Regions from separate parts of the Mus musculus genome. Here region 1 is linked to region 2. A link is a contact called in ENCODE Hi-C or POLR2A ChIA-PET data. All regions are on one chromosome and are shown on one strand. The core of a region is the stretch at or near the end of the contact, and the rest is flanking DNA. Distances in the headings are between cores, read along the strand shown.

Region 1 (6,563 bases), core at 2,683-5,182, 170 kb after region 2:
CTGTACTGGGGCATATAAAGTTTGGGTGTCCAATGGGCCTCTCTTTGCAGTGATGGCCAACTAGGCCATCTTTTGATACATATGTAGCTACAGTCAAGAGCTCCGGGGTACTGGTTAGTTCATATTGTTGTTCCACCTATAGGGTTGCAGTTCCCTTTAGCTCCTTGGGTAATTTCTCTAGCTCCTCCATTGGGGGCCCTGTGATCCATCCACTTCTGTGTTTGCTAGGCCCCGGCATAGTCTCACAAGAGACAGCTATATCTGGGTTCTTTCAGCAAAATCTTGCTAGTGTATGCAATGGTGTCAGCGTTTGGAAGCTGATTATGGAATGGATCCCTGCATATGACAATCACTAGATGGTCCATCCTTTCGTCACAGCTCCAAATTTTGTCTCTGTAACTCCTTCCATGGGTGTTTTGTTCCCATTTCTAAGAAGGGGCAAAGTGTCCACACTTTGGTCTTCATTCTTCTTGAATTTCATGCGTTTAGCAAATTGTATCTTATATCTTGGGTATCCTAAGTTTTGGGCTAATATCCACTTATCAGTGAGTACATATTGTGTGAGTTCCTTTGTGATTGGGTTACCTCACTCAGGATGATGCCCTCCAGGTCCATCCATTTGCCTAGGAACTTCATAAATTCATTCTTTTTAATAGCTGAGTAGTACTCCATTGTGTAAATGTACCACATTTTCTGTATCCATTCCTCTGTTGAGGGGCATCTGGGTTATTTCCAGCTTCTGGCTATTATAAATAAGGCTGCTATGAACATAGTGGAGCAAGTGTCCTTCTTACCGGTTGGGACATCTTCTGGATATATGCCCAGGAGAGGTATTGCTGGATCCTCCGGTAGTACTATGTCCAATTTTCTGAGGAACCGCCAGACTGATTTCCAGAGTGGTTGTACAAGCCTGCAATCCCACCAACAATGGAGGAGTGTTCCTCTTTCTCCACATCCTCGCCAGCATCTACTGTCACCTGAGTTTTTGATCTTAGCCATTCTGACTGGAGTGAAGTGGAATCTCAGGGTTGTTTTGATTTGCATTTCCCTGATGATTAAGGATGTTGAACATTTTTTCAGGTGCTTCTCAGCCATTCGGTATTCCTCAGGTGAGAATTCTTTGTTCAGCTCTGAGCCCCATTTTTAAATGGGGTTATTTGATTTTCTGGAGTCCACCTTCTTGAGTTCTTTATATATGTTGGATATTAGTCCCCTATCCGATTTGGGATAGGTAAAGATCCTTTCCCAATCTGTTGGTGGCCTTTTTGTCTTATTGACGTCCAACCCACTTTTTATACCATTTTAATTACATGCAAGTATTTTGGGCAAACAGTACAATAAGTAACTAACAAAGCAGCAAGTGATTACTCCCATGACAGTTTAAAAGGGCTTGTCATAATGACCAAAATACCTGAGCCCACTTTCTTGTCCAAGCCCAAAATCTTGTCTGAAGCCTAGTTCTGTTCTACCCTAAGACTAAAATTCCTGCCTTTCCCTACTTCTCTATTACAGCCTGAAGTTAGATTCTTGCCAAAACTTACTTCCTTATTATGCCCTAATGTCAGATTCCTGCCTGAGCTTACTTCCTTGTCATGGCCAATGTCAGATTCCTGTCTAAAGCCCATTTCCTTGTCTTTGGCCAATGTCAGACTCCTGCCAAGTGGTACTCCAGAAGGCTTTCCACAGGAGGTTACAATGGATGGTAAGGGCAATATTCTGTCAAAGTCTGACTCTCAGGACCTCTCACATTCAGTCTCTGGAATGCAAGCACAGTGGGGTTTGAGTGGCAGTCGCATCTTTCTCTCTGTGTGTTCAGATCACAGCTCATCTAGAAGGGAGGACAAGCCCACAGATAGCCCCAAGCTGGAGCATCAGGACTGAAAGGCAAACTTCAGCATTCAGAGGAAACAAATTAAAAATTAAAAATAGAGCCATCGGCCAAATACAACCTCCCCTCCCCCTTTGGTTGTTCCTATCAGGTGTTCTATCACTGTGATGAACAATTAACTAAGGCAATAAGGTAATAAATACCATCCATCTTCTTTCATATAACCCACAGCAGTCTGTACCCATAGGCAGAAATCTGATGCATGGATTCCTCCTAATAGACACACCGTAATTATATGAGTGAATGAGTCCTTGCCATCTGTACTCCTGCTGGGATCCGTGCATTTTAAGATTTGCAGAGGACACTGTCATTGACATAGGACCTCATTATTTTGAGTTGCATGAGGACTTAGAAAACATGGTACAGATGTGTTGTCTAGAATTTCATTCTGCTATAATGAAAAGGGAGGGAAACTGATTTCTTTCAACACTTCTATTAAAATGTTGAGGCTCCCACACACAGCTGACTTGTACTGGGCTTCATATAATTTGGTAAAATGTCCGTGATTCCTGCTTGCCTGCTTTCCAGCCTGGTGTTAGCTCTCCTCTGACTTTGGGGATGATAAGTCATGAGTGTTTAATGCTAGACAGCATTTGCTGGCTGGGGGGTGGCTCTGTGTAGTCATCAGGGAAAAGTGACTCCATTATGTTTTCTTTCCTGAAGGGTAAGTGTTAAAGTGACCTCCAACCGCCAGTTTAATTGCTTCGTTAGAATTTCTCTTCTGAGCCTTAGGTACTATGGGTCTGTAAGTTCTTATTGATCTGGGAGAAAACGGCTGCACTCTGTGTGAGAAGGAGGGGGAGGGACAGACTGCGGTGGGGGAGGGGGGAGAAGGAAGGGCTGCTGAGAGGCTGACCTCTGTTTCCAGCAGCCTCTGTGCTCAGTGCAATGGAATGTCTGCCTTGTGTGAATCAGTGCAGATAAAAAAGCAAGCAGAGCACAGGCCATCCTGCCTATTATTTGCAAGGAGAAATGCACTCAGGCAAACAGCTGGAGCAGGAGGAGGAGGAGGAGGAGGAGGAGGAGGAGGAGGAGGAGGAGGAGGAGGAGGAGGAGGAGGAGGAGGAGGCAAGCAGCCCCTAACTGGTTCGGTTTTGGTTGTTTGTTTTTCCTGAAGCTTTTGGTGACTGTCTAAGGGAAAAAGAAAGGAAGCCAAGTGTCTGATCTGAACTGAAACAATCCAGACCCACAAGCCTCACTCTGAGGCACCAGAGCCTGTTGTTCTCACATTATCTGCCCACAACACCCAGAGCTCAACAGGACAGGCGCCTAAGGCAGGGTCCATAATTTGTCTCCCCCCAACCCCCCTTCGATGCAGCCCATGATATGCTTGCATTTAAAACACAGTCACTTCCCAGAGGGGACTGAAGGGAGTCAGGAGTAATCGATAACTAGAGTTTCAGAGAAAGGGAAACAGCCTTCTTTAAATATTTACTGTTTTACAATGAGTTCAGGACAGTCACCCTCCTTCCTTCTCCCCTCCTTTTTAGGTCCTCCCCATTCTCCTTTTCTCTCCCTTCTTCCCTTCTTTCTTGATCCCCATCAGACGTTTTAGGTTGCTTGAGCAAGGGCTTTGAAATGTTTGTTTTGTGATTCACTTGTGATAATCTGCTTAGCCATTCCCATGCCTATGTCAAATGAATCTCCGGTAGCTATGCCAAAGCAAAGCAAGGAACTGAGCTGAAGCCACAGCTCATGGGCCAGGGTATTTATCATGTTTGATGTTCATGTTGGCTCCGTCTTTTTAAACGTTTCCTTCTTGAGGGATCTTTACGGCCCTGCTCCTAGGCCTGGTCACATCTCCTAGTCTTTTGAAAAATGTGAAGGCCGAATGGCATAGTGTACAATAACAGCTTAAAAGTAGGAGTCCTGAACTGAGATGGAAGTTTGTCAATTTAACTTGGTTTTCCATTTCAGACCAGCGTACTGGGAAATATCATTAATGCGGAAGCCCAGCTTCCTTCCTCTCTCCCCTCAAAAAAAGCCATTGCAAGGAGTCAGGTTTCTGTATCCTTCCCTGATTACATCTATGACTCTAACAGCATGGACCATATCCCGAGAGCCTCCCTTCTTTGTCATTTAGTACTTCCTCTCTTTTGGGGCCAGATTTGAAGCTGAGAATTCCCTTAGCAGCTACGCTACCATATATAACATGGAGGTGGTTCATGAGTTCTCTGTTCTCAAGGTTGATTTTGTATCTTGATATGGTATAAACCAATGACACGACTGCTCCACGCTATGGGAAGATTCGATTGTGCATCAGAGAGAAAAAATATACAGTGGCATCTGGAAGAGCCTAGAGCAGGTAGAAAAAGAAGTAGACTGAACACAGCCAGAAGACTGGTCATGGCCAGTGCTATCTTCCAGAGAGGGGAAAGTAGCAGAGGAGAGAGAATAGAGAAAGTCTAGTGAGGCTAGACCTAGGTTATAAGAAGTGGGGGTGGAGGTGGGTGGAGACCAGCGGGTGAGCATTGAAATGTATAACAAATACTTGTGAATGGGGACTGAGGGAGCCTGGGGCCAGCATGGACATTGATATGCTGAGAGGTGCCAGAGGTGTATGTTAGTTGGAGAACCTTTTGTCTTGCTGGAGGTAAAGGAAAAGACTCCTTTGGTAGACTGAAACTGACTTCACAAGTTCCTGAGGAATGCTGGGCTTTATCTAACGTCCAGAAACCCACCTTTAATCCAGGTTGGGCCCATTTCTGATATTTTGAGTACCTTTTGGAGTTTGGGGGATTAGAGTTTACTTTGGACCTGACAGATATGAATAGTTCTTTTACTGCCATAGATCTTGCCCTTCCCATGTTTCTTTTACTGTGCTAAGATTTAATTCACTTAAGCAGAGACATGAATTGCCAGATGGAGTTCAAATCTCGTAAAGATCAGGATGGAAGTGAGGAGCTGTGCTGTGCCAGAGATCTGCAGTTAGGCCCAGGAAAGGCAGCATGCAGACACTAGTATACCCGGGTCCAAGAGCGCAAGCGCATTTAGCAGTCAGGAATGTAAGTTTTAGGTTTATTTGTTAGCCTTCACTCTGGGCTGTTGGTTAGACACCTTGATGAATTAGCCATGCTGGTAATGCTATGGCTGTTCAGTGGAATGCGTGACTCTGAAATCCACAGGAGCTCAACACAAGGCTTTCTAAAATGTCCCTGTATTAGTCAGGCTTCTCTAAAGGAAAAGGCTAGGTGAACTTGCCAGTTAGAATGAGGGCAAGCAGGCAAAAAGGCAAAAGCTTCTTTCTTCCTTATGCTCTTATGTGAGCTTCTACCAGAAGGGAGGTGTGGCATAGAGTTTGAGTGAGCTTTATGACCTCAAATGATCCAACCAAGAAACCCCCCTCACAGGTGTGCCCAGCTGCTGGGGTCCTCATTAATTCTAGATGAAGTCAAGTTGACAAGCGAGATTAGCCATCACAACCTCCAAGGATGCCCTATTGCAGTCTTCAAAATGCGGGAAGCTCCAATGATTATCTTTCTAAAAGGTCATGGGGAACTCATGTCACTTCACAGAATTCTGGTCTCTTAATATTGAGTTAAATGAATGCAATTTGTTTACCTTTCCCCTCCATTTAATGATAATCAATATGATGTCAGAAAGACATGATTTGTACTGTTCTGAGCTACTATTACGTATTTGATTCCAAGTCACTTACATTTTCTAAGTCTTTTAAATTTCCAAGCTGCAAAATGGGGCCATAAGAACTAACTCACAAACTGTATTTGTGAGCACTTATAGGTGCCTCATACTATGGTTTGTCTGTTCCTGCCAAAGTTCCCATTACTCCTTCTTCTAGCCTGGTTAGTCATACTATGTTAAAAGTCTTATTTATCATTTTACATTGTGGACCTTAGGAACACAGAACTGATCCAGCATCCTCAGCTCTTTGCCCACCAACATCATTAAATCATAAATAGTCCCCACTTAAAAATTTTGGTGTTTTTTAGTCTTCAATGTATCATCCTAATGAAATTAACATGTAAGTACACTTTTATGGACTAATTTTGTATTCATGTGGGTATGCATGTGGAGGTCAGAAGACAACTCACTAGAACTACTTCTCTCCTTCTGTCATGTGAGTGGATCCCAAGGCTCGAACTCAGGTCATCAGGCTTGTCTGCAGGTGTTCTTACCTACTGAGCCATTTCACCAGCCCCCGCCTAACACGTTTGACCATGCTACAGTTGCATTGTTTTGCTATTTCCCAGAAGACTGGCAAATGAGGGGACAAAAAGTATAGTGCCACAAATGGAAATAAAAGTATACACTGTACATTCCCAGTTTCTCCTCCTGCAAAGCTCAACTTGGTGCAATTCATTTTGGCCCTGCAATCAGGGTGAGCTTTAGGTAGTAAGTGGTGACTGATAGTTCCATCGGATGAACATGAGCCATTTAATCTCTTCAGGGTCATGAACAGAACAGAGCAGGTACTCCAGGCTGCAGTGGTTACTAGCAGCCACACTAGTCACATGTTCTTCCATTCTTAAAGGTAGCCACTAGTGACTGCTTATCTCTGATGTAATCTGCATTACCTGAAGGGTTCTTCAGTTTTCCCTTGCATTGGACTTCAGAGACAGCACGTGGCACAGTGGCAGTTGCCTGGATACCGAACTGAAAGATGACACAAAGCCAAGGCAGAAAACAACTGATCAAGGCATGAGCCCAGAAGAGG
Region 2 (6,369 bases), core at 349-2,848:
AGCTTGGGTTGTTTGAGAGTTTGAGAGTCAGTGACTTGTTCAGTCATCCTCAGAGAAAGCTTTCACCTGTAGCAGATGGGAATAAAAACAGCGACACAGAGCCAGACATTCTGTAGAGAGCACTGGAATGCTCAGTCATAAATGGTATGTCTCCATCAAATCCCTTCCCTAAGGGCTCAGGGAACCCCATGGAGGAGGAGATGGGAAGAGTGTAAGAGCCAGAGGGAATGGAGGACAACCAAGAAACGAAGGCCCTTTAAATCAATGTGATCAACACATATTGAACTCAAAAAGACTGAGGCAGCATGCACAGGCCTGCACCGTGTGGGGCCCTAGAGCTGCAAGGAGAACTGGGCACATCCCATCCCTAATTCAGAACAATATCTGGTTGATAACCTCCTGCAAATGAAGATTTGTTTTCCTCCAAGGGAATCTCACTGGGGAAACAAACTACTCTTAAGAGTAGGCCGTGGGCCCAGCAGTTGATGGCCAACAGGAAATGAACTCAATAGCATCATTGGAGAGTCTTTGTCTTATAATGTTGTGCCAGGGCTCCTCCTCCTTCAATTTTTAACTTATGTTTTATTTTATTTTATTTTATTTTATTTTATTTTATTTTATTTTATTTATATATTTTCTTCTCTCTTTTTACCCTACTGCTCTTTGCATTTATTATTATGGTTTCCAGTTAAGTGTTTTTATGAGTGTGCAAATGGGTTTTCCATTTCTTGGGCCTTTTCTTGTCTCCCGTCGCCCCCCCCCGCCCCCCCCCCCCCGTTTGCTTTGCTCAATACCGATGTGTTAGTTTTTGTTGTCTTGTTTTATTTCATTGTTATAGAAGCCCATTTGTTTTCTAATGAGAGACAGAAACTGGGTGGATCTTGATGGGGTGGGGAGGAGCTAGGGGTACTTCAGTAAAGGAGGAGGAATTGCAATCAGGATATATTATGTGAAGAAGAAAATCTGTTTTCAATAAAAAGAAACAGCATGTGTCGGGGTAAATAGGATGAGTCCTATTTTCATTTATAGCAGGCATCCTCCCTATTATGAATGGGCTCAGAGGGATCGGCTTTAAGTACTTGTAATTCTGGAGCTTTCTTTAGGAAAGAGCCTGGTAGGACTTAACTTCTTACTCTCGCACAGGCACACCAGAGAGCATATAGATATGTGCCCAAGATTCCTCAAAGAATTGCTTGATCAGGTCAGACTTTAAAAGAACAAAAGGAACCTGCAGTTAAAAACAAACAAACAAAAAAACCAAAACCAAACAAACAAAAAGACTGTGTTCTAATCAGTAATTTACTTCAAAGCCAAGGGTGGTTTCAGCTCTCTACTCAAGGCCTCAGAAAACACAAAACAAGGAGGAAAAAGCACAAATCAGGCTAAGGAGCGGCAGTCTCTCACTTGGGAGGCCTTATTAATAGTTTGTCTGTCCTTTGTCCCCTTCCTAGCCCTGCTAGCCCCCGGGCTCCAAACTGTGATCTTAATCTGCAGCTAGAGGAACAGGGGGTTGGGGGAACTGAAAAGCCGCGGAACCAGAAGCGAAGGGAACGGAGCGGACATGGGGGAGTAAGAGACGCAGAGAACCGGTAGGCCTAGTTTCCAGGCCGCGGTCGCGGTTGCGAGAGGATGGAACCTCTGCGTGTCCTGGAGCTGTACAGTGGCATTGGTGGCATGCACCACGCGCTGCGAGGTGAGCGGACAGACAGCTTCTCTTGGATTCACTTGGGGCCGCAGGTTCCGGCTCTCGCGCCGCGGAGGGGCGGGGCGGCGGGGCGGTGGGGCGGGACCTGGTGCGGTCGACCTCGGTTGCCCTGGAAACCACTTTAGTGAGCCTCCCTGGTCCGCCCCTCCAGGCTGAGACTCCCCTACTCTGGCCCCAATCCTTGGAGCCTAAGCAGGCCGGCTCCCCATGGTACTGTTTGTGAGGCTGCATTCGTGTGCAGCCAAATGAACCTAAGTTGCTTCAGACAAAGTTAAGGCAAGGGCGAGCCCTTTGCCCAAAGCCAAGATCCAAATTCTAGACTGGCTGTCACTGGGCTTGGAGGAAGTCACGAAAGCGGGCGGGGGTGGGTTGGAGCAGGGGGATAACTGCAGTTCAAGATAGAAATGTACAAGTATTAGTGTGAAGGGGGAGAATTAAAAACAGTAATGTGCTTGACACACTGTAGCAGCTTAGAAATTAGTTTGCTGTCACTTAGGTTTGGAAGCTTCGTAATTTCTTTGGTCTCTACCCACTTTTGTGATAACTCAGAAATATTTACTTGGTGAACTCCATTGACCAGTACTGTATTTTAGGCACTTGGGATATGAAGTGACAGTGGGTGTGCGGGCGCGTGTTTGTGTGTGTGTGTGTGTGTCTGTGCACATGTGCAAGCACGTCTGTCCTGAAGTTGCTAAGACTAAGACAAATGCAAAAAGGAAACTTTGCTTCTCTTTTTATTAACTAGAGTAACAAGAAGCTAAGTGGAGCAAGATTTTTGTATTCCTTCACTCTTGAAAGTCCCTAAGTTCTAGCCTTTACTTTTACTTTTGCTTCTGTTGCCTCTCAGAGATTGCAAATTCAAACTTTTCTACGATAGCTTTTTTTTTTTTTTTAACCTGCCTTATGTTAGTTAATATATGACCTGTTAAGAAATACTTTCCCTGTTATCCAAAGTAACTTTCTGGTTACCGAAAGCTCCCTACATCTTCGGTTTGAGGTTTGCTTATAGAAGAGGTCTTAATCATATTAATTAATAACAATTAATATTTAATTATTAATCTTTTTTAGTGTTTGTATGTTAGATAAACTTTGGTTTTAAATTTATCTGTAAGGAAGTAGTACATCCTGGTGTTTTTCTTTATTTATGCAGCTAATAAAGATTAATAACAGTGACAGCTGGCTTTACCTTTTATTAAGGGCATCTACATGTCAGGACCTGTTCTGAGTCTGTAATAAGCTAGCTTGGTGGTAGAGCCAGAAGCCTAACCTAGATCTGTCTAGCAGATCTCTTAGCCACACTTCGTTACTACCATTGGTCCCATTCACTAACTTAGATGAAGAGCAGTAGTAAGAATATTGGCTGCTAATTTGTCCACTTCTAGATAATATTTGCAATGGAATATTTTATTGTTGTAAATGTGTGTATACACATATATACACACTATAAAATGTGTCATTTTGTGTTTCAGTGTACAGTTAATCAACAGCAAGTGTGCTTACGAAGTCATACAATTGTAAACATTATTAGTTTTCAAACATTTTCATCATCACAGACAGAAGCATTGCACCCACTTAAAAATATTTTAGCGCCTCTCTTCCTGAAGATATTAAAGCCTCTATTCTACTTTGGTCTTATCTCTTCTAGGTACCTCATAAGTAGAATAATCTGTTCTTTGATGTCTAGCTTAACAATTTACACAATGTTTACAAAGTTCATCTGTGCTGTAGAATGTGTCAATGCCTCATTCCTTTTTATGGCTGAATAATATATTGCTGTATAGATAACAGTATTGTCTATTTATTCATTGTTACTAGATAAAGATTTTCAACCTGCTTGCTATTGTGAATAATCTCTCTCTGAATATTGGCCTATAAGTATCTGTTTGGATTCTTGCTTTGTATTCTCTTGGGTATATGCTTAAGAATGGGCAAACTCTGAGAGTGCAGAGATGGCTCAGCTGTAAGGAGCACTGGCTGCTCTTCCAGAGTCCTGAGTTCAATTCCCAGCAACCACATGGTGGCTCACAACCATCTGTAATGGCATCTGATGCCCTCTTCTGGTGTGTCTGAAAACAGTAATAGTGTACTCATATACATAAAGTAAGAAAATAAATCATAAAAAATGGTCAAACTCCAAACATTTTCTGTTTCATTATCTTCTATAAAATGAGGACACAATAATATATCAAAAGGGAGTGGTAAGAGTATGCATTACAAAAAAACCAAAACCAAACAAACAAAAAAAAGCTGGGCGGTGGTGGCACAAGCTTTTAATCCCAGTACTCGGGAGGCAGAGGCAGGCGGATTTCTGAGTTCGAGGCCAGCCTGGTCTACAGAGTGAGTTCCAGGACAGCCAGAGCTACACAGAGAAACCCTGTCTCAAAAAAACGAAACAAAAAAAGAGTATGCATTAAATTAAATTAAAAAATATTTATAGGTCCAGGAGTGGGCCAGAGCACTTGTTCTTTAAGTCAGAGGGCATGGACCTGAATTTAAACCCAAGCACACATGTCAGACTCTAGGCATAGTTACATGTACTGCAGTTTAAACCCAAGGACCCATGTAAGACTCTAGGCATAGTTACATGTACTGCAGTTTAAACCCAAGCACCCATGTAAGACTCTAGACATAGTTACATGTACTGCAGCCATAGCATTGTAGAGGTAGACTCTGAGAGCTCACTGCTCAGATGGAAATGGTGTCTACCTCTTTAGGGGACCTTGTCTCAAAGCATTAACACAGAGAGTAATGGAGGAGGACACCCAGCATCCTGTTGTGGTCTCTGTGTGCATGGACACATGTATGCACTTATTGTTATAAATTGTAAAGCTATAGAAAGTTATTATATATTGTTTAAAATAACCTTTGGAAGAAATTGATAAATGTTTGAAGCTGCCTGGCCTTCAAGTGCTGTCAGTTTCTTTGAGAGATAAAAGCCTGCCTTTATTTTGAAGTCAGATGAGTGATGGTTGACTCATAATGCTTGTGTGAAAATTTGAAAGTTATTTAGCATTTCTAAGTGTACATGCCTTATCTGTGAGATGGACATGCATTGTAAGAGTTAAGAAAAAGATGAAGGAAGTATAATTATATTAAGTAATATCCTCTTTTTTTTTCCTAGTTAACTGGTTTCACTTTAATCTTTCTCAGTGATTAAAAATCAGGTAATAATTATGCTAACTTTATAACATTTATAGTGTAGTGGTTGAAATTCTACGTTAATATCAATGAAAGGTATATGCTTCCAAAAAGAATGAACTGTTAAGCAAACTGGACTCAGAATGACACATTCAAACAGGATTTTCATGTTAGTTTGGGAGATCTTTATGAATGATGCCATGTATTATCTATGCCATATGTGTATATGTATATATACACATTATGTAATTATATATTACATTATCATATATGTATATATTATATAACACATACTATATATGTATCTATATATGTGTATATGTTTGTCTGTGTGTAAGCACTGGACAAGACCATAAAAGACTGTTAGATTCTCTGGAGCTGGAGTTACAGGTAGTTGTGAGCCACCCAACATAGGTGCTAGGAACTGAACTGGGGGTTTTTCTGGAAGAGCAATAAGTGGTCTTAACCACTGAGCCATCTCTCCATCCCCTATAATTAAATTTTTGTGATAGTTTTTGATAATTAACTAGAGTTAGAATACTGTTAATTGTCCTCTCATAGTTTTCACTGACTTTTACCTGAATATGTCAAGCATTGTAAAATTATTAATTATTGAGAAATACCAGCAAAGAACATTGTAACTATTTTATAATGGTGGGACATTTACCAACTAGTTCTGTTTCCACAAAGTAAATTTACAAGTGACACATACAGAATCAGCTGTATCATGTGTTTGTATTACTTATTCATTATTTAAATAGTTCATTTCCCTTGAATTCTTCATGTAAGCATTGCATTTTGGGGCATGTGCTAATTGCTTTTCTTTCTGTAAAGAACTTTAACTCTTATTTTGTTTTTGTTTTCTTTGAGTCATATGTGTGCTCACAGCCTAACAGTTGTGGTTTATGGAGTATCCTTGGTTATTCATCTTTGATATTTTCCTGTTATTTCTCAGTCTCATTACAAAAAGAATATTGAATCCTTTTATTCACATACAAGAAAAGTTATTTGAAGTTTGACTTGTACTGATTGTAAAAGTAGTAACTCTCTGGGGTCCTGGTGAGGCATGCCTGTTATCCCAGAACTTAGAATCTGAGTTGGGAGGATCTGAAGTGTAAGGCAGTGTGGGCTTCATGGTGGTGCCCTGTCTCCAAAACCAATTAGACCCAATAAAACAGACAGACAGACAGACAGACAGACAAACCAAGAAGCAGGTCACCCTTATTATCTTTAAGAAATTGAATAATGCAAAGAAGCAAAGTTTGCATCTCCTCCAAATTTCATTATGAAGATAGCTTTGACAACATGCCGTCTTCCCTGGTGTCTGTGTAAACCACACAGAGACACTTGCAACTGTTGGGCATGACTCAACAAGATCTTTTGTAATTAGCTTGGTCAGAGAACAGCATGGTTTTTACTTTGTACTAATAGATGTGGATTGTCTTTTAAATATATCTGTTCCCATACACACATGTAGTTTACATGTGTATCTACCCACTTGTCCACATTTTTCTTTAGTGCACATT

Evidence for each region. Hi-C counts contacts between places; a loop is a spot of excess contacts on that map. ChIA-PET counts read pairs that join two places held with the same protein, here RNA polymerase II (POLR2A).
Region 1: POLR2A ChIA-PET joins it to region 2 with 34 read pairs in Patski. The contact joins the enhancer-like site here to the promoter of Trdmt1 in region 2. A Hi-C loop is called at or near these places in 1 of 37 maps with a recorded cell type or tissue (Patski). POLR2A ChIA-PET finds 5 or more read pairs at or near these places in 2 of 5 experiments (Patski and embryonic stem cell).

The regions. Positions count from the first base shown.
Region 1 is chr2:13,368,585-13,375,147 of GRCm38, reverse strand. The region is part of intron 31 of Cubn (cubilin (intrinsic factor-cobalamin receptor)); the gene reads left to right. Among named protein-coding and RNA genes, the nearest start is that of Gm13270, 100 kb to the right of the region's middle. Within about 2 kb of position 3,932, at least 1 of the 3 ENCODE cell types and tissues checked has a DNase peak (open chromatin) inside an H3K27ac peak, as active enhancers do.
Region 2 is chr2:13,539,893-13,546,261 of GRCm38, reverse strand. It overlaps Trdmt1 (tRNA aspartic acid methyltransferase 1), which reads left to right and starts at 1,598. Exons shown (of 11, transcript NM_010067.4): 1 at 1,598-1,693. The coding sequence starts at 1,630.